3 separate regions of the Mus musculus genome follow, and all the other regions are linked to region 1. Evidence: chromatin loops called from intact Hi-C (ENCODE). Cell type or tissue: left cerebral cortex. All regions are shown on one strand.

Region 1 (8,000 bases):
AAACTTAAAAACTTAGTTTTGTTAAAGAGAGGAAAATCAAAATGTCATAGAATTTCTTATGCGTGTTGAGTGATAAAACCGGGAAACAACAAAAATGGAACACATTAGATCCATATGCTAAACATGTAGGTGTAAAATAGAACACAATAGATCCATATGTTGAACATGTAGGTGCAACATGGTGCATTTTACAATCCCACTTGCACATGTATGTATATCAAACATTTTAAGGAAAGCTGTTGTGTAGGGGTTCACACCTGAAGTCCAGTGCTCAGGAGGTGGAGGCAGGAGGATCAGGAGTTCAAGACCAGTCTTGGCTACATAGCAAGTTGGCGTTCAAAAATAAAAGAGGGCTGCCATCAAGGGTTCAAGAAAGAGTATGAAAATTAATATATGTTATACATAATGTAATATATGCTATATATAATAACATATATATTTGTTACAAGAGAGAAGCGTTACAAAGACTGGTAGTGACAACTTGCCTTAAACTGACAAATGTGTTTAATTCAGCTCTCCCCACCTAGGAGTTGCATTTGTAAAAGAATGTGTCTGTGTATTAGATATATATGTCTATGTGTCTATAATATAGGTGTCTCTGATGTATTAAAGTGTCTAAAAAAGTATAGACTAAAATACTAATGATAGTTATGGCTGGGGATGAAGATAAAGGGGAGCCTTTGCAATGCCAAATAACTACTACATAATAAGTCAAATACTTCTGCTGTTAGACAAACGTATAACAGTCTACTAAAACTCAGCTGCCTGTGTGGCCAGTCATTTTATTGTTTTTCCAAAATGTTCCAAAATAGCTCTGGAACAAGACCAGTGGGACCACCAGATATCTATCTAGCCTCACCCTTCTTCCCATGCAAATCAAGACGAACCCTCCAATCCAGCTTTGGCAAAACCTTCCCTGGAACTCAGGATAACAGGGCCTCCTGCTCCTCCACTGGGGAAAGGAGGGTGGCTCCCTGAGAGTCAAACTCAGAACCTCCTTTCAAAAGCTGCCGTGGATAGCAGATGCCAAAACAAAAGGTCCCACCTCGAGGGTGGAAATGCTATTTGCGGCTTTGTAGACACAGGTGTTCTTCCAGGCGACTGGAGAACTACAGTGCAGGACTGTGCACAGCCAGGAATAGCTTCTCAGAAGGCCCTTCTCTCAGAAGCCAGCTCCGGAGGCCTCAGTGTATGTTCTAACTATAGTTGGCAATGCAAACCAAAGAGGCCAGTAGCCTAGCTCAGGATGAGGAAAGCCATTCCTGATTTATGATCCTTGCTTCCAAGGAAGACCAGGAATTCACAACTCACTTTGTTTCTTTCCTTTGTGCTTATTGAGCTCAGCGCTAGAGCAGTTCCCCTTCCCCATCCTACTAGCTCCCATGGAAAGCTCTCAGAATCACCGTGGGGCGCAAATCACCTACTGACGCCATCCTCAGAGTTAGAAGACATGTGGAGACATCTGGCCTGAGAATCTAAAGGTTAAAATTATCTCATTTTACTCCCTATGTCTTCATAGCATCAAAATAGCCTGTAGCACTTGGGTGCATAGCCACGTTCCACCACTCGCTGTGTGACCTTGCCTGAGTTACTTCACCTCTCTGAAGTTCAGCTTCCTTATCTACTAAGAGAGATAATAACACCTCCTTCAGAAAGCTACTGTAAGAACTTGGTGAGATAAGGTATAGAAAGTGGCTAGAAGAATAGTTGACACCAAGCAAGAACTAAAAAAAGAACTGGTTTCTGGCCCACCCCATCTCTCCTTTCCACCCTTAGCTGTTCAGACAACCTGCTGGTGCTGAACTTTCTAGAAATCGTCTGGTACCCTTGGTTGATTACAAATGGGTGATACCATTCCCACAGCCAGCAACAGTAGCTACAGATTAAAAAAAAAAAAAAAAAAAAGAACTGTGACTATTTCTTAGCTGTGGACAGGTTCAAATCAGCTCACAAAATGACTCAACACCGTTGATAAATGATGTGTTCTTGGCATCAGGAGGCCCTATCCCAATAACCTTCAGCACCTTATGAAGAAAAAAAAAAATCCCGAAGGCCAGTTGAACAGCCTCCAGAGAAGGGCCCGAGGCTTTGTGGTGACCTTTAGTTAATCCCAAGTGCTCCAGCAGGCTGGTCATAAGAGGGTCTCTGTCTGCTCAGAAATGTCTCAAGTCACAGGTTTAGCAATAGGAACGACTCCAGCAGAGCAGCTGTCTGGTTCCTCTCCGGGCTGAACCACCACAGTTCTACTTGCCTTGAATTCCCTGAGGTCATAAGACTCCCTCAGACGAAGGCTAGATGCCTGTTCCCAGCTGCCCCTAAGCCGGTGCCCAACCTGTCTTTGGCGGCTTTGTCTGGTAGGTTGAAGTTCTGCCAGAGTAAGGTTTTGGCTGAAGGGCTCTGTGGCTACGGGACAAACCTTGGCTTAAAGAAAGAACTCGAGTGAGTGGCTTTGAGCCTCTGTCGGTGAGGCCAAGGTGGTCTCTGCTCTTCGCAGTTTCCGCAACCCCTTCAGACCCCCCCCCCCCCAACCCACTGGCACAGCAGTTGCAGGATTGAAACTTCTGATCGTTTCCTCTTTCATGCGTGCCCTGTGCCTCTTCAGTGCCTGGCAAAGTTCCATGCGAATACTTAGCAAGAAGTCCTTGTGGCCAGGATGGTCTGTGCTGCATTTATGATCTACTGGGGCTGGGTGCTCCAGGAAATTGTTAAGATCAAATAGGACACGGAACTGGATGGGACTGATGCTTCCTACAGCCAGAGGCGAGTCTATGTGCTATAGGCTGCTTTCTTCTGAAGCAGGAGCTGCTTCTATCAGGTTGTGTGTAGACTCAGACAAAGGACCAGCGCATTTCATTGTGTATATAGGCTTCTGTAAGGAAGAAAACATCTAGTCCCACGGTCCGGGTTCTGAAATGCCCTTCCCAAACCAAACTGCTTCCAGAAACCCTGAACTAGCTGGAGGTACAGGCAATTCAGCATCTCCAAACGGCTAGCAAAACTTTCAGGAAAGCACAATAATTGGTCTTCAGGGATTGGCTGAGTGAGCCAATTGGCCAGGCCTCCTAGCTAGACAGGTACATGGCGTCACCTTAGCCTCCTAATCTTATAGTCCCTGTGCCCTGGGCCTTCAAGCTTAGAGGCTAGCATTCCTCACTGGATACAGAGGTGACTGAAAGCACGGAGGAAGGAAAGAGGGAGAGAAGGCTAGATAGAAGTGAAGGCAGCATGAAAAAAGGCTTGGGAAAGAGGAAGGAAGAGGAGAACTGGAAGGGGAGACGAACAATGAAGGTCTCAGGCCCTCGGAGGCGCACGGTTCCGGCTGCACGTCCATCCGCCCGCCTCCGGCCAGCAGCTGCTCGCCGCGCAGCGTGTGGGCGCTGAGTCACTGCCCCTGCACAGCAAGCCCGCGTGCAGGTCGGGGAAGGGGGGAGAAGACGAAGGGAGGGGAGCCCAGTTGGCATCTGCAAACTGCTTTTTCCCCCCCTTTCTTTCCTCTTTCATTAAGACTATGTGCTGACTCCCACGTAGAAGAACTTATTAAACCGCACGTACTACTCTACCGCTCTTTGGGGGAGCACGCATGGTGGCCAGCAGGGGGCGCTACAGCCCCGCTTATGGACGTCAGGGCCCAGTGAAGACTTGGGCTGCTAGCTGAGGGTTTCCCAGAGCTGCTGTGCGAACGTTTTGCGGGTCCCCCACCCCCGGTAGCTTTTAACACCCACAGTTGGAGCATAAACTCTACTTAGAAAGCCTTGGATATCAGTTTAAGTCTCCAAAGAGCGCCTTAGCTCAGGTCCAGTGAGCAACCCTATAAAATTGGGAGTATATTGCGCAACTTAAGGAGCCCAGGCTCGCCTATTAGGGCTCACCCTACCCTACCCGGTCTGGTTGCCATGCAAGGAGGTGAACTCGGGTATCTCAGAGAACTCTTGACTCCCTCCCAGGACACGCGCTTTGTGCATCCACATGGACACCAGAGCTCACAACAGGTAAGCCTTGCTTAGAGAGGTTGCTTTGCACCCACAATGCAGTTCAATCTTCCCAAAACAAGAAGCAGAATCTCAGCACTTCCAGGCCGACCCAAACCCAGACCACCATCCTTCCCCAAATGCATGAACCGAGAATGAATCAGCATTGAGACAGTTTATTGGTTTGCTTTTTCCCAGATCACATATTTTATGTAAATAGATTATAGGAAACACAATGTTTTTTCTTCATCCACAGGCGATAATCAGGCGCTCTCCACCTTACACACACACACACACACACACACACACACACACACACACGGAACCAAACAACCTTACACCTTGCTGAGACATTCACGTCTTAAAATAGGGGAAGGTGACAATATAATCACTTTAAAATGCCCTTAATACAATATATAACGTACAAAAATATCTCTATATATTTGAAGTTACAAAAAAAAAAACCTTGACAGCAACAAACTTAAATACTATAGTTACCTTTGGCTGGACAACAAGCATTGCACGTTCCTCGCTAGGTTTTGGAAAGTTCAAGTAGTAATGAGGCTTATGCCCCGTGAGAAACCAGTTTATGAGCGGGCAAGGCAGTGGCTCAGACCCCTGCCCGGAGAGTATCAGCCTGTAAGTCTCGGTTTCTGGCATGAGCCTGGCTTGGTCTTGGGTTCCTCTGCCTCCCCTAGGGGCAGCCAGGCAGATCTCTGCAGGATTGTCTCAGTCCGCCCCGGTGCGAAGTTCTCTGATTCCGCAGGCGCCAACGGGATACTCGCCCGACTGTTCAATGCTGTCACCCGCACCTATATCCTAAAGAGTCTGGAGATGTGCGCCCAGGGGCCTGGGGCTGTGTGTGTCTGCTCCTGGGAGGACTCCACAGTCCGGGACCGGAGGACCTCCAGCAGGGAACGCCGGCGCCGGCGGCCATAGCCTTGAGGGCTGATCTTGTTTCTGGGAGCCATGCCGTCCTTGTCTTTGTCTGTTAGCTGGTAGATCTGGTGGGCCAATTTCTGAAATGTGCAGGTCCCGAAGCGGCATCCATTGCTGCGGGAACCCTGGTTCATGCTCTGGCGGTAGCGTTTGACACGAATGTGGGCTTCGCTCTGATTGCTGTGAAGAAGGAAGGACACCTCATCAACCGGGGCTTTGGTCCCAACCACCTGGGACCGGAGCCATGCAGTACCCGAGGGACCTGGAACCCGTTCCCTCCGCCGGAGCCTCAGCTGCAGTGCAGCCAGGACAATCCCCAGGGTCAGAGTAGTGGAGAGGGCACATCCTCTGCAGAGAGCATAGTTACCTGGCTTGTAGGGGGCCAGTTGTGTTCTGCTCGTCCAGGAATGGATCAAGAGTCTGGGTAGGAACTGTCGTCTCATCAGCGAGTCCCGTAGGGTAGCTGCTGGATGCTTGTAGTTCCCTCTTCCCACGACTTAGCGCCCACTTATTCCACCTAGAAAACACAAGCAGATGCGTTTGGCCTAAGTTCAAGTGATGTCCCAGCCAGCTCCACTCCCTTTGTAACACCTCCAGACCATCTCTCAGTTTTCTCTCATTGCCAGGTATTCAAAGTGAAGAAAGAAAGCACGGCCCAAACTCACTTCTTTCGGAACTGCGAAGGAGTATCTGGCCCTGCAGTGTCCGCGCCTAGGAAAGCGAGTGAACCCAATAACATCAGGGTGATGGAAACCAGCTTCATTCTGTGGCGATGCTCTGATACCCTGGAAAGGAACAAGACACCGAGTGTGAGCAACCGGGCCAGCAGCACGATCCCGTCAGCACGCGAAGGGTGGCGGCAGGACGGGGAGCCGCTTGGCAGCGCTCTTCCTGGCTCAGCTGCTTATCTCCCCCACTGGCGCAGAGAAACACCGGAGATTTTTGCGCTGGCCGGGTGGGTGACAAGCAAGGCAAAGGAAGCCATTGAGAAGTGCCAGGCTTCCAGAGGTTTCCAACTAAAGTCCCAGGATCTCAGCCCAAGGAGGAGGGGGGATCTCAAGAGAGCTCCAGCTGTGCGCATGAGCTAGACCTGGGCAATGAGGTGTTCTCTACATTGGATACCCTAAAGTGGGTTGTTCCCCCTTGTCCAGCTCTGCAAGTTTTGGGGCTTTGGCAAAGCCGTCCCCCTCCCTAACATGCTGGAGGCCAGCGGTTCCTACCTGATAAAGGGGTGCGTTGTCAAGCACTTGAAGCAGAAAGAAGTCCTTCTGACAGTAGCAAAACCCCAAAGTCCAAGATTGACTGCGATGAGAAGCCGAGAAACCAGGAGCGGGAGCGGTAACGCTGGAGTTGCTCTGTCTAGTGTCACCAAGAAACCACTGACTAGTGAGCACCAGCTCCAGCGTCTTATAAGCGCTCAGGGGCGGACGGTGGGCGTGGTCAGATTTGCCCTGGAGTCCTCCCTCTCCAGCGTGCTTGCTTCTAAAACCAGACCTGCCCTGCAGCTTGCCTGTGGGTATGGGGGGTAGGGGTAAGAGGTCCCCTGTGGCTAGACATCTCAGAGATCCGCTCTGAGAGATTAGACTGGAGCAGGACTTCCCTTGCCCTAATTTCCCAGCATAGAGTTCAAACAGTGAGAAGGGAAGGGGAACCAGAACAACTCGGGTGGGGTGAATCCTTTGCCCATAATGTGTACAACCCAGAGTGCTGATCTGAGCTTCCTGGACAGTGCTGCAAGAACCGGGAGACGGGTGGGACACATGGATAACCAAAACCCCGGACTTGGGGAGCTGTGACCTCAAATGGACCGCGCCCCCTGCCGGCTTAGCACCTGACTGAGCCTCGACCCCCATCTGTGCCCGCAGGGTACACCTGGAAGGGAGAGGCTCAGTCTCCAGTGACTGGGACTGAGGGGTTTCTCGATAGACTAGCCAGTACGGATTTCGTAATAAGGGCAGAACTGGGAACAGCTGAATTGGAAATTGGGGTTTGGAGAGGGTAGTTATCTGAAAATTCAGAACTCACATTCCTATTTGGAAATACAGGAATAGCCAAAATTAGGAAGAGAGATAGTTTTGTTTTCTTCCTTGTGATACTATTATCCCTTATAAGGCTATGACCTGCGAGTTGACCTGACTGCCTTCATTCATCCATCATAAACGTGAGGATTGACTGACTGGGAGCACACTAATGCCTCACATATGTTAATCACTTTACAGTTGACAAATCCCAGCCAGATCCCAATCGCTTTTGATCTCTACACTCCCGAGCTGGTGTTCTCTTGAATTAAAGTGAAGTGCCGAAAGGGTAAGTCTATTGCCCAGTCACACTAAAGGTGGGAAGCTGTAGAGTCTGGACTCAAAAGACTGGGGCACAGCGGCTCGGTTTTCTGGCTGGGGTCACCATTCTCATCAGGTGGGGGGAGAATGCCGGCCCCCGCCTAGCCCAGAGATATGTGCTAATTCACGATGAATCAGTTCGAACACGTTTGCCACGGGCTGGTGCTCTTCACAGATCCGTGAGTTCACTTTCTTCCCTTCTAGGGCCAAACTGGGCGACAGGCGTAGCTCCGCATGCAGGTCTCCCGGAAGGTCCCGAAGCTAAAGACATGACCTACGACAGCTCCTAGCCCCCAGCCCTGGTGATGTGGACACAGACAACTCATGTCCTCTTCCTGGCGACCCCGGCAGATCTCCCAGTGTCCTACCTTATCTGCCTCTAAGTGTTAGACCAAGAGCAAAACCGACTAGGCATTCCTGTCCCGCGGACCTTGCTCACAGCGCAGACTATGCTAAGCACTGCTGGTTCAGCCCGTTTGTCACCCTCCAGACAACCATGGACATTGCACCTGGGGGAGAAATGGCCGCGCCGAGATTACTTATCCTCCTAAAACTGCAAAACGGAGTTCCCCCTTGGGCAGGGGACAGATTCCCAGGTTCTGCTTCTGGTAGGGGCTTGGGACACGGATGTTGAAAGGGCTGCAGCTAGGCGAACTGGCCCGCCTTAGGGCCTTCTGGGCCGTGGGACAGTCACCGCAGCAGCCCTGGCCAGTGGCTAGCCTGTCTGCACCAAGCAGCACATGTAGCACAGAAC
Region 2 (8,000 bases), 170 kb before region 1:
GAAATGTTGTCTGCCGTCAGGAAGGCAGACACTAGGTGAGTGATGGAGCCGGCCTCCCCACAGTGAGGCCGGAAGAGGAACGTGCTCAGGCCTCGTTCCCTGTCAAAGGGAGGCTCCAGGTCAGGATGCGCCCCTGGCTTACACTGCCCACATCCCTCTGGCATGGTCAGCACAGCTAAACCAGTGCACCCTAGAAGCATCCCCTCCTACAATTCGGAAGCCAAGGGCAGAGGAGACTAGACATAGAGAAGGGTCCTGGCCCTCCTCCATTCCCCACGCCCCCATTTCCTGGCTTTCCAAGACTGTGGCCTCCATCCACCATGAGAAAGCAGGTGGATGGAGGCCCCCTCTTTGCTTTAGAAATGGTCCAGGGGATGACGTGTGTTGAAAGACGCTGAGCAGGTCAGTGACAAAGCCAGAACCAGAAAGCCTGTCTCCCAGAGCTTAGCTCAGGATCACCTCCACCCTGCTCCCAGCCCCTTTTACTCAATCCCATTCTAACCTCCCACATCACAGCCTGGATTAGCTCAGTGCTAGCCAGCGAGAAGGCACACTCCATGGGAAGGTGTATGCAATATTAGACTCTCAGGGAAAGGAATGTAGCTGTGTCCTGTGTCCTATGTCCCAGGTTTCTGGCTCGTGCCAGTATGTGCTTTGTCTGGTTTGTGGAGCCTTTCCATGGGAGACCACCCTAAGACTTATGCAAATTGCATCTGTTTCACTCTGTCTCTCCTGTGTCCAGAGCCGAAGTTTTTCAAAGCACAAGTGCATGTGTACAGACTGCTGCCTAGCAGGAAAGAAGCGTGCGTATGGTCAGCGTGTCCCAGGTCTCTCCTGTCTCCCAGATATAATAGCCCACATGGTCTGCGGTGAGTATGTGCATATGAACATGTGTGTGCAGCTGTACAGCATCATTGCACTCATACTACCTATCTGTGTTGGCATGAGTCTTCTCAAGCATATGGCCACATGTGTGAGCAGTCATGTGATACATTTAAATACCACGTGGGTGTGCATGTTGGCAGAAGGAATACATGCATGTGCAACACAGGCTCATGCCGGGGCCTCACCCACCTGCGGAGGTTGTTCAGCACCATGATGTTGGCATACATGTAGTACAGGTAGTAACTATAGGGCGGGTTCTGCTCGCTGGTCCAGAGGTCTGGGCTGGGACTCTTGTCTGAGAACATGTGGTCACTGTGCTTGGATTCGTCATCCACACTGTCAAACCCAGTCACCTGTGTGGGAAGTAAGGATTCTGACACTGAGCCAGGGCAGGATAATCCGGGACTCAGTTCAGCTCCCCACAGGGTTTCGGAGCTCACACTCCTGTCGGGGACCCCGAGCCTCTGCATTGGCCCAGCAGGCCAGCCTGGAGAATGCCAGCCCCTGTGTATCAGGCTGGAGACAATGAGGAAACTGAGGCTGGGCCAGATGAGGCTGGATCTGAGCTGCCAGGTTTCCTGCTGCTGTGCCAAGGAGGCCAGTCCTGCAGGGAACAGCAGCCACTGCCAACGGCAGCAGTGCCATGCTGGGGTGGGGCTACTTGATATGCCTGGCATCTACTACCATCCATCAAGGTCCCCTGGCCTGACAATTCGCCAGCTAGTTAGTACTCAAGTGACACTGTGTACACCACCACTGGTGGTGGCTGAGGCCTCATTTTAATGTTGAGCAAACCAGGACCAAAGTGGTTTTGGAAGCCGTCCAAGTGGGATGACTAGACTCTGGGCCCAAAGAGGTCCAGAGCTGGATTCAGAGTTCTAGGTAGAGGGTTCCTTTGGTGTGTCAGGTATAGCCATGAGACACCAGCTGGGTGCCTCACAGTAGATCAAGGGGCCCTGGCCAGGTGTATCCATGGCCCCAGAGGCACCTCCGCTTCACTGGGAAGAAACCTAAGAAATCCTTTTGATCAGGCATTTCTAATCTCCAGACTAAAAGCTACTGATCCTTGCCCACAGCTGCCCTTCTAGGGACAGACACAACCTTCCCCTGCGTTACCAACAACCACTACCCTGAGAAGAAGCCTGCCTCCGTTCCTTTCATTATCCAGCTTCTTGGAGCTGGCAGCCTGTGCCTGGGTCCAGGAGCTGGGGAGGGGAGCAGAGTGGGAGGCCGGAGAACGTGAACCCTAAACTGGACCCATGTGGGGCAGATGTGCCCTCCCTTGCCACACCGGGCTCACTAGGGGCCCCACCCCGGCACTTACGTATTTAAGGAAGAGGTGAAGCTCCCGATGATCTTGGGGGTTGATGGTAGCTTTGAACAGGGGCAGGAAGATGTTCTCCAGCATCTTCCCAAAGTTTGGCAGTAGTTTCTTTGACCTAAATATATCACTGGGAAAACCAAAGGCTGGCTTGGTCGGAGGACTTGGTCTGCCAGGTGGAGCCTAGTCACTGTCCCAACAGAGCAAAGAGCCAGTGCCGTCAGTGTTTGCAAACTGATGGGCATCTTCCTGTGCCCATCGGGCCACTGCCTCAAGCCAGTGAAGTGGTGGGATTGGCTGGGTGAGAGCTCAACTCAGCCCCTCTGAACCCCATGCCCAGCCCAGCTGGAGATGAGAGTGTCGCTCTGCATGACGGCCAGGGAGGCCAGCCATGTAGGACACTACAGGTCATCTCATAGCCCAGGCTTACCCAAGTCTTCAATGAGAAGAGAGGGTAGTCCGCCCGCCATGTATACTTCAAAAGCAAAAGTGATGTGTGCTGAGAGCCAAGTCCCACCACCCCTGCCCCACCCTCAGGAGCATACCCAGGAGCCATGTAGGACAGGCTGTGGTCTCCCGAGAACCCAGGGCAGACGAGAGCATGATACTCACTAGATGCGGGGCACCTGGATGATCCAGCGCATGTTGGGTGAGTAGACCTTGTGCTGGATGAACCAGCGGGCCAGGCTAGACCACTCCTTGGGACTGCGACCATAGATGGAGAGCCGGGGTTCTGAGTATTGGTACTTGCTGTCCTCTAGCTCCCGGGCCACTTCCTGATACCAAGAATTGAGTCAGCCCCATAGCCTCCCGGACACATGGGAGACCCCATCCCTAGGTGGGCCCTGGGGTCCTTTAGCTACCTGCTCATAGGTAGAAAGGCTGATCTAAATTCCTGGCGTTGCCACATAAGCACCCACTCCCCTGCCGAGGCGTCTCCTAGGAGGGAGGCCAGGGTCTGACACCGGCAGGCTGTAAACAGGCCTGGCTGCAGAACCAGGCTGGGCAGCAGCCATGTCTCTACCTGAAGCCAGCCTGCAACCAGCCGAGTTCTGGCTGTAATAAACAGAGGTGGCGCCAGGATGCTAGGAGCTCTTCCCTTCTCGCCCCTTCCCTGCCATCGGCCCACAGGACACACTTGTCCATGCTCAAGAGCAGGAGACCAGCACTTGCCTGTGTTGGGTGGTAGACAGAAGGGCCTTCAGGGAGAGGAAGGGACAGAGGGTCACATGTGCCCCTACTTTTTGAATGCAGACAACGGCAGGTATCTGAAGAGGCTGAGGGCTCACTCACCTTGACCATGCGAGCAAAGTATTCTCCCCCGAGGTAGTTCTCAGTTTTCAGATACAGGTCCCGGAGCTCGCTGGCCCCCACGGGGTTGTACTTGGAGTTGAACTTGTCGAAGCGGTGAAATGTCTGGCGGCCCTGAGGAGGAGACCACCGGCTGGCTGCATCACAATTCCATGCGGCTACCTAATATGTTTCTCCTGGCCTTTCCAAGACAGCCACGCTGGAAAATGTAGTCACCCCCTCCTTTAGCTCCAGATCCCCCTCCCTCCCTTTCTTTCTTTTAGGCAGAGCCTCACTGTGTAGCGCAGGATATCTTCTAACTTGCAATCCTCCTGCCTCATCCTCTATAGTGATAGAATTACAGGCATGCGTCACCACAACTTTCTGCATGAAACCTTGGTCATTCTGTGTGCCAGGACCATGTCCCTCAGTCAGCCATAGGACTCTTTGGACAGGCACTCTGTGGTGGAGTGTCAAGGTCCTGGACGTGTGAGGAACATAAGTGACTTACAGACCACTGAACAAGCAAAAGTCTCAAGTTTAGGGTCGGGGAAGATGGCTCAGCAGCTCATCTGTTTACTGCTCACCCCGTGACCAGATTCAGATCCTCTGAAGCCCAAACCAATGCCAGGTGGGCATAGTGGCCCCACTTCTAATTCTGACCTCAGAAAGCAAAGAGAAGGGAGCCCCAAAGAAGCTGGCTAAGGCTAGGCTCTATTGATGAACTCTGAATTTGATTGAGAGACCCTTATGCTTCAATGAATATGGAGAAAGAGTAAACCAAGATGATTACTGGCATCAACTTCAGGCCTACACATATACATACATGTGCCACACAGGTGCAAAAACATACACACATACACCACAAAAAAATATAATCAGAAAAAAAAATTAAGTTTTTACTCTGTCTTTCTAAGTCTGAACAGTAATTACTGTGTGTGCATTTGTTACATTTGGGTTAGTTATTGTCTATGGTCTAATAATTGTGCTATTTTCTACCTTTTGAATACTGAAGATAACACTGCTATGGACAGCGGAGTGCAAGTGTCTACTGAAGTCTCCATTTTCAGTGCCTTCAAGGGCGTGAATAGAAGCTATGAAGTCTATGGAATTCTACAGCTAACATTTTAAAGGACCACTCTGCTGTCTCTATAGCAACTGCACCATCATTCAGCATCTTAACAACTTTGAAAATTAACAAGGTACATGATAGTCATCACTTTTTAAATACTTTTTTAAAAAATGTATGGATATTTTTACTTAATATGTGTCTGCTTGGCTGGATGGGTGCTGAGTGCATGCAGTTCCTGTAATGGCCAGAAGATGGCGCGGAGTCCCTAGGACTGTAGTAATAAGCGCTCATGAGTGCCTGACTGGTTTCTGAGAGCCCTGTCTTCTTGCAAGAGTAGAAAATGCTCTTTCCTCCATCTCTCCAGCCCTACAGTCATCATTTTATTGACAAGAAAATGAAAGTTTAAGCGATTCACCTAAGGGTACATGACTCCTAAGTGATTGAGGGGGATTAGAATTTGTAACCATCCGACTTCACGGTCTTCCTTTGACTCATTTGTTCCCAGCCTCACTATTCAATACCACCGGATTCCTTCCACGGCTCTACTACAAGCAAAGTAAGATGATTTCCCCAGCCACCAACTGTCCAAGCACAGGCATGCTGGCTTCTGTGGACAGAGCACTCCTGATAGAAGTACCCAGGGCAGAGCTAGCTTACTGCATGAACATCCAGCGAGTCCACCGTGAGGTCGTAGGGGTCCATGTGCAGGCTGTCAAACACCTGCCGCAGGGTGATCTTCCGACCTAGCTTCTCCGCCACAGTTCTGTCGGGCTCTGTCTGGTACGTGTGCTTGATGAAACGCAGCAGGTGCTTCTGATTCATGCAGGCCGCTGCATGAATGTGTGTGTCTACCTGGAACACATCACCCACTGGTCAATGAGCCAGTCCCCTCCCCTAGTGACCGAAGAGCCTCAACCCTCCAGGCGGAACACAGAGTCTCAGCACCACACTGGCTGTGGACAGAATGCCAACCATCCCCCTTCCTATTTTTTCTCCAGGCCTCGGAGCTAGTCTTTGCTCCTGCAGGCCTGCCCCCAGCCTATATCTAAACAGCATCAAGATATTTTTGTTTTGATTTCTTGTTTACCCACTTGACAAGTTCTCTCTTGCATACACAGTCCCAGCACTTGAACCTGGAATTAAGGCTGCATGCAATCATAATCTCTCCTCTTCCAGCTGCCCCCGTCACATGTGGGGAGCCATGTTTGGCTCCTCAGACACCAAGCTGCTCTGTGGTATCACATTGCCCATGCCTTTCTCAGCCCACAGGTTTCCTTCCTTCCTGCCAAGCTCATCCACTCGAGAGCCAACCCTGATCCCCTGGGCACAGCTAATCCATTCTCTCTCTTGCCCAGCCTGGGCACCTGGGATAGTCATCCACATTGGTGGGCACATCCTCCTGACCTCTCTTACATGTTTCTATCTGCCTGGGACCTCCTCAAGGGCAGGGACCAGGTCCACTGCATCCACGTCACACCTGCCCCAAGAATTGGTCCAAGGTATCGGTGAGTCAATGGTGAGTGAATGAATGAATGAATGAACGAACGAATGAAGAGAGAACCGGTGCCATCTGTTCCAATGGGTTCATATAACCATTGAGATCCAACCCTTCCCACTGACTTCTCTGGGAATTCCCAAAGCAATACCCCTAAAAGGGCACCCACCACACCTTTCTCAGTCAACTCTACCTCACCTGAGCCCAGGAATTTCAAGCCCCATTCTGAAACAAATATCCTGACTGGAAGCCAACATGTGGACTCAGACCGCAGAGAAAATTCTGACTCACAGACAGGAGTCAGGAGCGTGGGTCCCCTGCACTTGATGGAAACACAGATTCCCCAAAGGAGGCACCAGCCTGGAGCCCAGTGGGACCTTGGCTTCCTTGTTGAATGTTTCAGGTCTTCTGTGTCCTGCTAAACTCCTGTAACATAGAGCTGTCTCTTCACCTCTGACCTCTCTTGTGACAGCTCATCCTCACCCCTGACCTATGCCACCTGTGTCTTTAAAGATTATTTTTTTTCATGTGTATGTGAATACATGCATATACACCAGGGAGTGGAAGTGGGGAGGGGGGGCTTGAGGGAGAGAGGAGTCGAGAGAGAGAGAGAGAGAGAGAGAGAGAGAGAGAGAGAGAGAGAGAGAGAGAGAAGAGAAGAGAAGAGAAGAGGAGGGGAGGGGAGGGGAGGGGAGGGGAGGGGAGAGAGAGAGAAGAGAAGAGGAGGGGAGGGGAGGGGAGAGAGAGAGGAGGGGAAGGGAGGGGAGGGGAGGGGAGGAGAGAGAGAGAGGAGGGGAAGGGAAGGGAGGGGAGGGGAGGAGAGAGAGAGATGAGATGAGGGGAGGGGAGGGGAGGGGAGGGAGAGAGAGAGAGAGAGAGAGAGAGAGGAGGGGAGGAGAGAGAGAGAGAGAGAGAGAGAGAGAACAAAGAGGCAAGGGGTGGGGGTGGGGCTGAAAAGGGCATCAATCCCCTGGAAATGAAATTGTGTGCAGTTGTAAACTGCTTGCCGTGAATGCTGGGAACTGAATTCCAGTTCTCTGCGAGAACACCAAGAGCTGAGCCGCCTGTGCCTTTAATTTTTCTCTTTAAACAACTCCCAATTGCGGACCATGAGCTGAAAGTCCCAGAACTAAGTAATTACCTAACGGACGTCTCTATTCGAGGAACTCACAGACAGTTCAAATTTAATATACCTCCAGAATGCACTCTCCGTCTCAGACCACAGTGCAAACCTGACCATCTCCTGGTCCTCAGTGTCTTGAGAAATGACCGATCCTGACCTCAGAAGTTCATTGTGAAAAAGTGGGCGGCCTTCCTACCCTCGTCTCAGTACCAGCTAATCACATCAGTTCTACCTCCCAAACGTGTGTCCCACCCCCACTGCCACCAAAAAACTCACTCCTGAGTCCAGAGCGACCTCTTTCCTGGCCTCGTGGCTTCTTCCCTTGTCCTCAGTCAGCCACACCATCCCCGTGCACATGCAAGCTAGAGTGGGCTGTTTGGGTTTTTTTAGAGTACAATCACTCCTCACGTTGCCTGTCCTATCTCCCTCACCCCTCCATTTTCTCTTCTTTTTTTACTGTTTCACTTACAGGCTGTCACCTGGCTAACGGGTGCCCTAGAGACACAGTGAGCATGCTGGCTCACCTCTCATGATCCCAAGAAGACAAGAGAGGTCACAATTCAGGGTGCTACCTACCAGACTCCAGCCTGCACGCTAGAACTGCAGCAGACTGGGCTCTCTGGCAAGGCTTGGGGGAGGAGACACTGACCTCAAGCCGGGGAATGCTGTCCACAGCTGGTTGGTCATCTGTTAAGACATGCCAAGCCAGACATTTGATCTATTGGACTTGTGTGTCCATTATCCCAGCCAGCCTATGGTGTTGGGGACAGTGCTCACTCATCAGGGACCTTCCTGCCATCAGTTCTTGACCCTC
Region 3 (8,000 bases), 81 kb after region 1:
TAAAGAATTACAAAATACAGTCTGGTTTCATCTAAACCATGTGTGTTAAGGGTGGATGTTGGGTGATAAATGTGATGTCAAAAGTGGTTCAGATTTTGATGTGAACTATGTGTAGCAGGATACTTGATTTTGTTTAGAATCAGGTGCAGAAGTAGGAAGACATGGCTTCCTCTTACATGTCTTAACATGTAAAGGCCTACAGAAATAATTTAAGAGTTTACAGCAAATACATATGGAGTGTGAGTGGGTAGGAAGAAGTGGTAGTAGCTCATTTTGTTTTGTTTTCCACTCCCCTTTTTTCTTTGAAGTAATAAAACCACAGGACAGGGAACCTAATGATGTCTAGGTAGTTAGTCCTTTCTGTAAGAATCTCTTAAGAAAAGAATCTCTTAAGAAAAGATTATAGCCCGTCTTTGTGATCAGCATCTCACATGCCTACAGATTTCTAAAGTCATTTGCTTATCCTGTACTAGAATTTCAGTTATTTTCAGTTCTGCTTAAGGAGTACTGTTAATCATTTGTGCCAGAGGATATCTTTTCCTGTTGTCAGCTGTTTCAGTATTGCTCTCAGACCTCCTTTTGACAGAGCTTTGTTGTCATGTTGCATCCAACTGATGCTTTGAAGCCGTAGAGTAGTTGCTGAGAAAGATGCAGAACTACATAGGCCGGGCCCACTATCACTTTGTGTTGTTTGTAATCAGCCTTCTCATTTGTTGTGGGACCACGTCACTGAGTCTCTCATGCAGTTGCCATCATTTCATCTTTGTGGCCATTCTTCACTTGGACACTCTCAGTTCTTTTCTGTACTTTTCCATTGATCTGAACTCTGTGACCAGAGTCTGACCTAAAAGTAAAATCTGGACGTTGGAATGGCTTGCCATGGTGACTTTTTTTCCTTTTACATTTATTAGGGATAATAACAGGATAGCTAGGAACAGATTTTTCCATCTTCAGAATGAAGTTCTTGGGTCATTTTGGCCATCAACAGTTCATCTCATGGGAGTCTGAAAGAAAGCATGGCATAGGCAGTGTATCTATCACTTATTCTTTTGCTCAGAAGTCAGTTATACCTTTAGCTGTAGTAAAGGATAACAGATAAAACCTAGATATATGCTTTGAACTAATTTAACTTAGTCCTTGTGGTATGAGGCTCTTGAGTTATATTTTGTATAATAAACCATTAAATGTATTCAAACCATTTTTATGAGTTCTGTGAATTGCCCTAACAAATTATTAAGTGTGAGGCAGTGTATTGCAGGACCTTGAATTTGTGGGCAGATGTGAGGGTAGCCTTGATGCCCTGTTTGTGGCTGGCCTTTAAAATGGGTCTTTTGGGCCCGAGCCCTTGACTTTTGAGTCTGTGCTAACTCTGGGTAATAAAGTATTGAGTTAAATGATTGGGTGCATCATTGGTGTCAGGATTGGTATTGGTAAACACACGTTGGACATCAGAGAAAGCATAATACAGTCTTTGTCCTATTACATTTAGTCTGTTTGAGTTTTCTTTTTCTATGTGTTTTGAAAGAGGCTCATGTAACACAAATTGGCCTCAAAATTGCCCCATAGCTAAGGATAACTTTACACTCCTGATCCTCTTGGCACTATCCCAAGTGTTGGGATTCTAGATATATCCACTCTGCGCGGCTGTGTGTTTTCTTACTCTTAGCTCCATTGACGTGTCATCTTCGCTCTGAGAGTGTTGTATGCTTGATTCCTAGTTGTGCTTTTCTCCTTTCTGCATGTCACCATACCCATAATCCAATCATATTGGTTACATGTCTCAGTGAGAGTTCATTCATATTTTAGTCTAGCTAGTAGTAGGTTTCCAGTGCAGGTGAGTTCTGATAATAGTCTGAAAACTTGAATCAAAGGTAACTCCTGCCTAATTTTACTTAAAGCACCTTTCCCTAATGTTAAAACTAAAATTAGAGTAATTATTTAATTAAACTGGAATGTTTTCTGAGAGTAAGTGGAATTGGGAGGAATTCTTAAATTGGGGCTATCCTGAACAAATAGATTACGGCTACTTGTATACACAGTTGTACATATATGTGTGTGTGTGTCATTCATGGTAAAGATTGGAAATTACACAAATCCATTAGTAGAGACTTGTTTAATTAAGATTGCCAATTGTTAATTGTCAGATTATAACACCACTGTTATGAAGGAGAAACTATGGCATAAAATCTATAGAGGGCTACAAATCTAGGGCAAGATTTACTATTTCATTAGTGAAATGAAATAAAAGCCATTGTATATAGTAGCCATGCCTACTATTAAAATTATTATTATTATTACTATTATTATTATTACTATTGACAATGATGATGTTTCGATGTCTATATGTGTGTATTTGTGTATGGCTATGTATACATGAGTGCAACTCTAACACTTGGAGGTTAGAGTTGTTAGATCTCCTGGAGCTGGAATTATAGGCAATTGTGCTAGGAACTGAACTCCAGTCTTTGAAAGAGCACTCTTAACTGAGCCATCTTTCTAGCCCCCATGGCTACTGTCAAAACTTCAGAAAATAAGAAATGTCAGCTTGGCCAGACGTGGTGGTGCATGCCTTTAATCCCAGCACTTGGGAGGCAGAGGCAGGTGGATTTCTAAGTTCGAGGCCAGCCTGGTCTACAAAGTGAGTTCCAGGACAGCCAGGGCTATACAGAGAAACCCTGTCTCGATAAATAAATAAATAAATAAATAAATAAGAAATAAAAAAGAAATGTCAGCTTGGGGGAAATTGAAGTCTGGTGCACTGTTGGTGGGAATGTTAGACAATGCCACCATTGTGGGAACAGTTTAGCAGCTCTTCAGTAAAGTGAGATCACTTTGTGAGCCAGCAGTTCCATTTCTGGGTGTGTTCAAAAGAACTGAAACCAAGGAATCAGGCGTTTGTACTTACAAGTCCCTTAACAGTGGTGCTCACAGTAGCCCCAAAGTGAAAGGAGCACAAGTGTCCAGAGGCAGATGGATAGATGAACACTTAGCAGGACAGTGGAATATTATTCAGTCACAAATATGAAAGTTTGATAAAAGCATCAGTGGACCTTGAAAACATTGTGCAGTGGGAACAAGTGAGTCACTAAAAGACAAATACTATATAATTTCCATTTATAGGTGGCATTTAGAGTAGCCAAATTTATACAAACAGTAAGTAAAATGAAGGTTTCCATGGGTAGGAAAAGATGAAAAGAAAAACTAAATTGTTTTCAGTCAGAGATTTTCAGCATTGCAAAATTGAAAAGAGTTGTAGAAATTGCTGTCCAGTAATGTGTATGTACCCACCACTACAAAACTGTACATGTAAAAATGGTTCAGATAGTTGGTTTTATGTTCCATGTTTTACTGGTTACTTTTAAAAGTGTGTGATGTAGAGTTTATGTATAGACCTAAGATAGTGTCTAACACAGTGTAAGGCATTGGAGACATGTGTCTTCAGACAGTATGGCAAATGGGCAAGACAGTTTGTAACTGTTTTGAGAGAACAAACCTGTGATTATACTACCTTGTTTCAAGATACACTATAAAGCTTCATAGTCAACAGGGTTTGGCATTGGCTTAGAGATAGACATGTGTTAATAGATCAGGGAACAGTGCAAATCAGTTTCCATGGTTTCCAGGAGTGATGTAGTTGGGGAGGAGACAGGATAGATAAATAGGAGTACAACTGAGTATCCATCTGAACAAGTAATCTCGATCTGCTTTTAAACTGTATGGAGAAATAGATTTAAAACCCATTATAGACTCAGTGTAAAAGCCAAAGTTATAACTTTAAAAATAAAACTATAAGCATTTTTATGACCTTCTAAAATTAGGTCAGGATTTTAAAAGTACAACATCTAAGACATGACAATGCTGTTTCTCTGGTGTATTTGAAAACTTTTGAAAATATTATATGCAGAATGGTGGTTGATCAGATAAGATGAAGCCTTATTCTGTTTTGTAAGTTTCTCTTGGTCCTGTAAGTATTTGGAGGCTAGTTGGGCCTTCTGTAGTTGGTCATCTACTTTTAGTGAGAAGGAGGGTATCAAAAGTAGGTGGACTCAGAACACTTGATCAGCAGCCCACTAAGAACTTAGAGCTGAGTTTTCTAAGGAACTTAACATCATCTGCCCAATACTCGATCTTCTGCAATCTGGAATTTTGTGTGTATCACTACTGTAGATGGTGGCAACTTAGACATTAAAAACATATGTGAAATACCTTGCAATATGAAACAAAGGACTCTGGTAGTTTACATATCAATCATAATGTGTTCATGTATATACACATGGATAGCAATCGCGTGCTTGCAGGGGACACTATTCAGAGATAGTATGAGCTCTCTCGTTCACATACACTATTTCCAAAGGCATCTACGTAGTGATATTTGTATACTATAATCTGGAGAAGTTCTCTGGTGATCTAGACATCCTGTACACTGTGTGAAACATGCTTCCTTCTTTGTTGGGGTTTTTACTGTTATTTAGAGATTCATGTGTGCCATTTTTAGTTATTGGGTATTACAGTTCATAGTTATTTGCTTATAATGTGAACTAATGTAAGGACTTAGAATGACTTACAAATGTGTTGGTTTAAGAAAAAGAAGTATTTGGTGGCCTCTAGTGGTGACACCTATGTGTCTGTGAAAAGTCAGTGATCTCAATATACAAGATTTTATAGGGAGGATCACTAAAGTGGCAGGAGAAACACATATGTACATTTATTGGAACAATTTTTTGTTTTCGAGAACTTAAAATTTATGAGTCAGTTATAAATTTATCAGTGATATGGATATATCAGTTACAATGATTATCAATTAATGATCATTACTTTTCATTCTTTTCAAGAAAAGACTTGAAATTTTCTTCCTTCCCTTCTCCTCCCCCTTACTTTCTTTCCATTCAATAAAATTTTGCTTTGTGTTCTAGACGGCCTTAGTTTGAAGTCTTCCTGCTTCAGCTTGCTCAGTGGTGGGATTGCAGATGTGTACCAGCCTGCTGGGTTTCATATTTCATCTTAATCAGGAAGTATTTCTCTGTATATTGTATTTCATGTTTAGTATTGCATTGCATTGCAATGTGCCAGTGATGGGGGTAACAGGGATACTTTCTGAGACCTTAGAAATAATGCAAGCTACAAAGAGGCATGTATCTTATATATTAATCATGAACATAAATAGGCCGTGGTAGAATTTATGCTCTTGGGTGGGTAATTGTGACTAGTTTAAAGGTAATCTAAGTTTGTTTAAGACTATCTATAATCTGGACCATATATGGGAACTGAGATATATCATGTCAAAAAGTGAGAAGTTGATATAAAGTCAATATTTGGAAAGCCAGGGAGAACATAGACACTTTTAGGACAGTTAAATGTGAAATTAATTTCTGTTTATTCTAAGTATTATCCATTGAAATCTAGAGAGATTTAATAGCTTGTCCCTGTGCCATATAGCTATTTGCTATTTGCTAAGATAATAAAACTGTGATCTTTTGACCTCATTAAAAGTAAAATATTTTCCGTGTGCCCAGCATACGCACATTGCTGAGGTTGGCCTATGTGTGTTGGACACTCACTAATACATGGAGCAAGCTGACTTTTAATTACTTTTGTTAAAAGCAAAACTAATCTTAAATTCTTTTTTTTTTTTGTTTTTTTTTTTTTTTTTTTGTTTTTTGTTTTTCGAGACATGGTTTCTCTGTGTAGCCTTGGCTGTCCTGGGACTCACTTTGTAGACCAGGCTGGCCTCTAACTCAGAAATCTGCCTGCCTCTGCCTTCCAAGTGCTGGGATTAAAGGCACAGGCCACCACTACCCGGCTCTAATCTTAAATTCTTCTTCTTATCAGGAAGGGTTAATTAAATAACATTAGAGAGACAATAGTAGGATCACTGGCTGCTTATTACTCTTCAGAGAATCCCAGTTTGGCTCCTAGTACCACATGGTGGCTCACAGCTACTGGAACTTTAGTTTCTGAGCATCTGACACCCTCTTCCAGATTCTGTGGGCACCAGATAGCTACATAATACATAGACATACATATAGATAGTACACCCATACACATCAAATAATAAATAATAATAAAAACAGTAGTAGGGAAGCATTTTATTATTAAACTTTGAAGACTAATGAGATATTTACAGAGTTGGTGGTTCCAAGTTATTTTTATTGTCTAAGATAGACCTCATTTACAAATGCTATCCATAGGGTTTGTGGACTGGGGAATTATGGCACCAGTAGGGCTCTAAATAAACAAGTTAGATTTTACAATTGAGATTATAACTGACTGAAAGACTTCCCTAAGGGGTAGTACAACCTTAGTATTTCCTTCAGTTTAGAGCTATGTACTTAGTTTAGAACCAGAAATAACCTGTCAAAAAATCTGAGTGGTTAAGCTATTCATTTTTTAATCAAGTGTGTTTTCCATTATTTGAATTTCACTGGACATTGATGGCTTTTCCACATATTTCTGAGCTCTGATAATCAAAATGAGTTGGAATTCTGGGTTCTTAAAGTCTTTATATGTTTTTTAATTAAACATTTTTAGATAATGTATTTTGATCATATTTCCCTTCCTCCCAGAGTCCATCCACTTTCCCTTTCACCTGAGAGAGAGAGAGAGAGAGAGAGAGAGAGAGAGAGAGAGAGAGAGATGAGAATCAAAACAAAAACCCAGTAAGACCCCCCCGAAAAAGTGAAGGTAGCAAAAAGCAACCTCCAAAAGGCCATTGAGTTTGTTTTGTGTTGGCCAACTACTCCTAGTCCTGGGGCTGCCCCTGGAGTGTGATTGATATGTTCAATGATACTCTATTGGTGAAAACTAATTTTCCCTTTGCCTGCAGGTACCAGGTGAAAATAGCTTCATGGTTAGTAGGAGTGGGACTTGTTTTGTTTCTTTTTTGGGGGAACTTGTTTCTTTTCTTTTCTTTTCTTTTCTTTTCTTTTCTTTTCTTTTCTTTTCTTTTCTTTTCTTTCTTTTTTTTTAATTGCATTATGATGAGAAATAATAGATATTTCAATTTATCTGAATTTGTTAACATTTAAAAACATATTTTGAGTAAATAGACTTACATCACATTCTTCTTTCCCTTTTGTACCCCAACTCCTCTCAGAGACCCCCTTCAATACCTGCCATACCTTTCGTTTATCATATTCTTTAAAATTTATAAAATATTATAACAATAAAAATGAGTATCATAAAAGTTGTTTGATATTAGACAATCAGTTGAACAGTTTTCTATAGATGCTTATCTATAGCAACACTGAAAATATATACGTTTTTCTCTATAAATTTTAAATAACTCCAAATGTATTAACTGTGATATTTTAAAATAATAATATACCATCAGTTTTTTTAGTGAATATAACTAGATAAAGTTTGTTTGTTTTGTTTTTAGTAGAGCTTAAAATCTTGGCTCTTACTGTGGTACAAACTCAAATTAAGAACAATTTTTGGACATTGGAGTTCATTGTAATAAGGCTGTACTTCAATGTCCCTTACATCAACAAAGAATTTTACCTCCATGGTAGCTAAGCTAAGAGTTGACAGTTCTGCCACACCAAGGAATGAATTGTAGGCACCATTTTTGGATACAGATTTTCTGCTATGGTCAAAGCTGTTTGACTTGAGTGATTATCTTCATTCTCAACCCGCAGGGAACAGGTTACATTTGTTTAAGAAATGGTGTGAGTATTGAGATGGTCTATCCATGAAGTCATTCATCAACTGTTTCAATGAAGAATGGTTCTGCTTGGAGGGTGGCACAGACGATAGGTGAGGGTAAGATTCTAATTCGTTGGCTGTGATGATTTTGAAAAGCACTCATCTCAGAGTAAGAGTAACTTATAAAGTCCTCTTTTTCAAAATTGATACAATAATTATAAATATCAAGCAAAGTATTCAGTTTCACTCTGTGCTGTTCTCTTACAAGCCACCTCCCAAATTAATTGCCTACGTTTCTTTTGGCTGTGTAAATAATTTTGAAATAAGCTCTTCTGAAAACCACAGTATAGTGTAAA

What was found. Peaks named below come from ENCODE experiments on the same cell type or tissue, not always from the same donor. Only the 100,000 strongest peaks of a DNase experiment are listed, where the experiment ranks them.
Region 2: a loop joins it to region 1, with 2.3 times the contacts of the local background. A loop is called at or near these places in 9 of 42 quality-filtered maps.
Region 3: a loop joins it to region 1, with 8 times the contacts of the local background. A loop is called at or near these places in 20 of 42 quality-filtered maps.

The regions. Positions count from the first base shown.
Region 1 is chr7:110,625,949-110,633,948 of GRCm38, reverse strand. It overlaps Adm (adrenomedullin), which reads right to left and starts at 6,292. Exons shown (of 4, transcript NM_009627.2): 1 at 6,128-6,292; 2 at 5,573-5,692; 3 at 5,275-5,424; 4 at 4,129-5,087. The coding sequence starts at 5,670. The coding sequence ends at 4,781. It overlaps Gm28863 (a long non-coding RNA gene), which reads left to right and starts at 3,043. Exons shown (of 3, transcript XR_003946665.1): 1 at 3,043-3,989; 2 at 5,534-7,214; 3 at 7,451-8,000. In left cerebral cortex, CTCF peaks have their summits at 3,585 (motif pointing right), 4,662, 5,744, 6,725 (motif pointing left) and 1 weaker place; DNase peaks (open chromatin) are centred at 5,457, 5,731, 6,317, 7,435 and 2 more places; H3K4me3 peaks cover 3,421 bases; H3K27ac peaks cover 298 bases.
Region 2 is chr7:110,798,063-110,806,062 of GRCm38, reverse strand. It overlaps Ampd3 (adenosine monophosphate deaminase 3), which reads right to left. Exons shown (of 15, transcript NM_001276301.1): 7 at 5,226-5,420; 8 at 3,500-3,631; 9 at 2,819-2,982; 10 at 2,210-2,336; 11 at 1,075-1,238; 12 at 1-99. It also overlaps a transcript of Rnf141 not described here. Among named protein-coding and RNA genes, the nearest start is that of Gm39069, 21 kb to the right of the region's middle. In left cerebral cortex, a CTCF peak has its summit at 4,808 (motif pointing right); DNase peaks (open chromatin) are centred at 1,589 and 4,828.
Region 3 is chr7:110,545,076-110,553,075 of GRCm38, reverse strand. The region is part of intron 2 of Sbf2 (SET binding factor 2); the gene reads left to right. Among named protein-coding and RNA genes, the nearest start is that of Gm46027, 57 kb to the left of the region's middle. In left cerebral cortex, a CTCF peak has its summit at 4,615 (motif pointing left); a DNase peak (open chromatin) is centred at 4,600.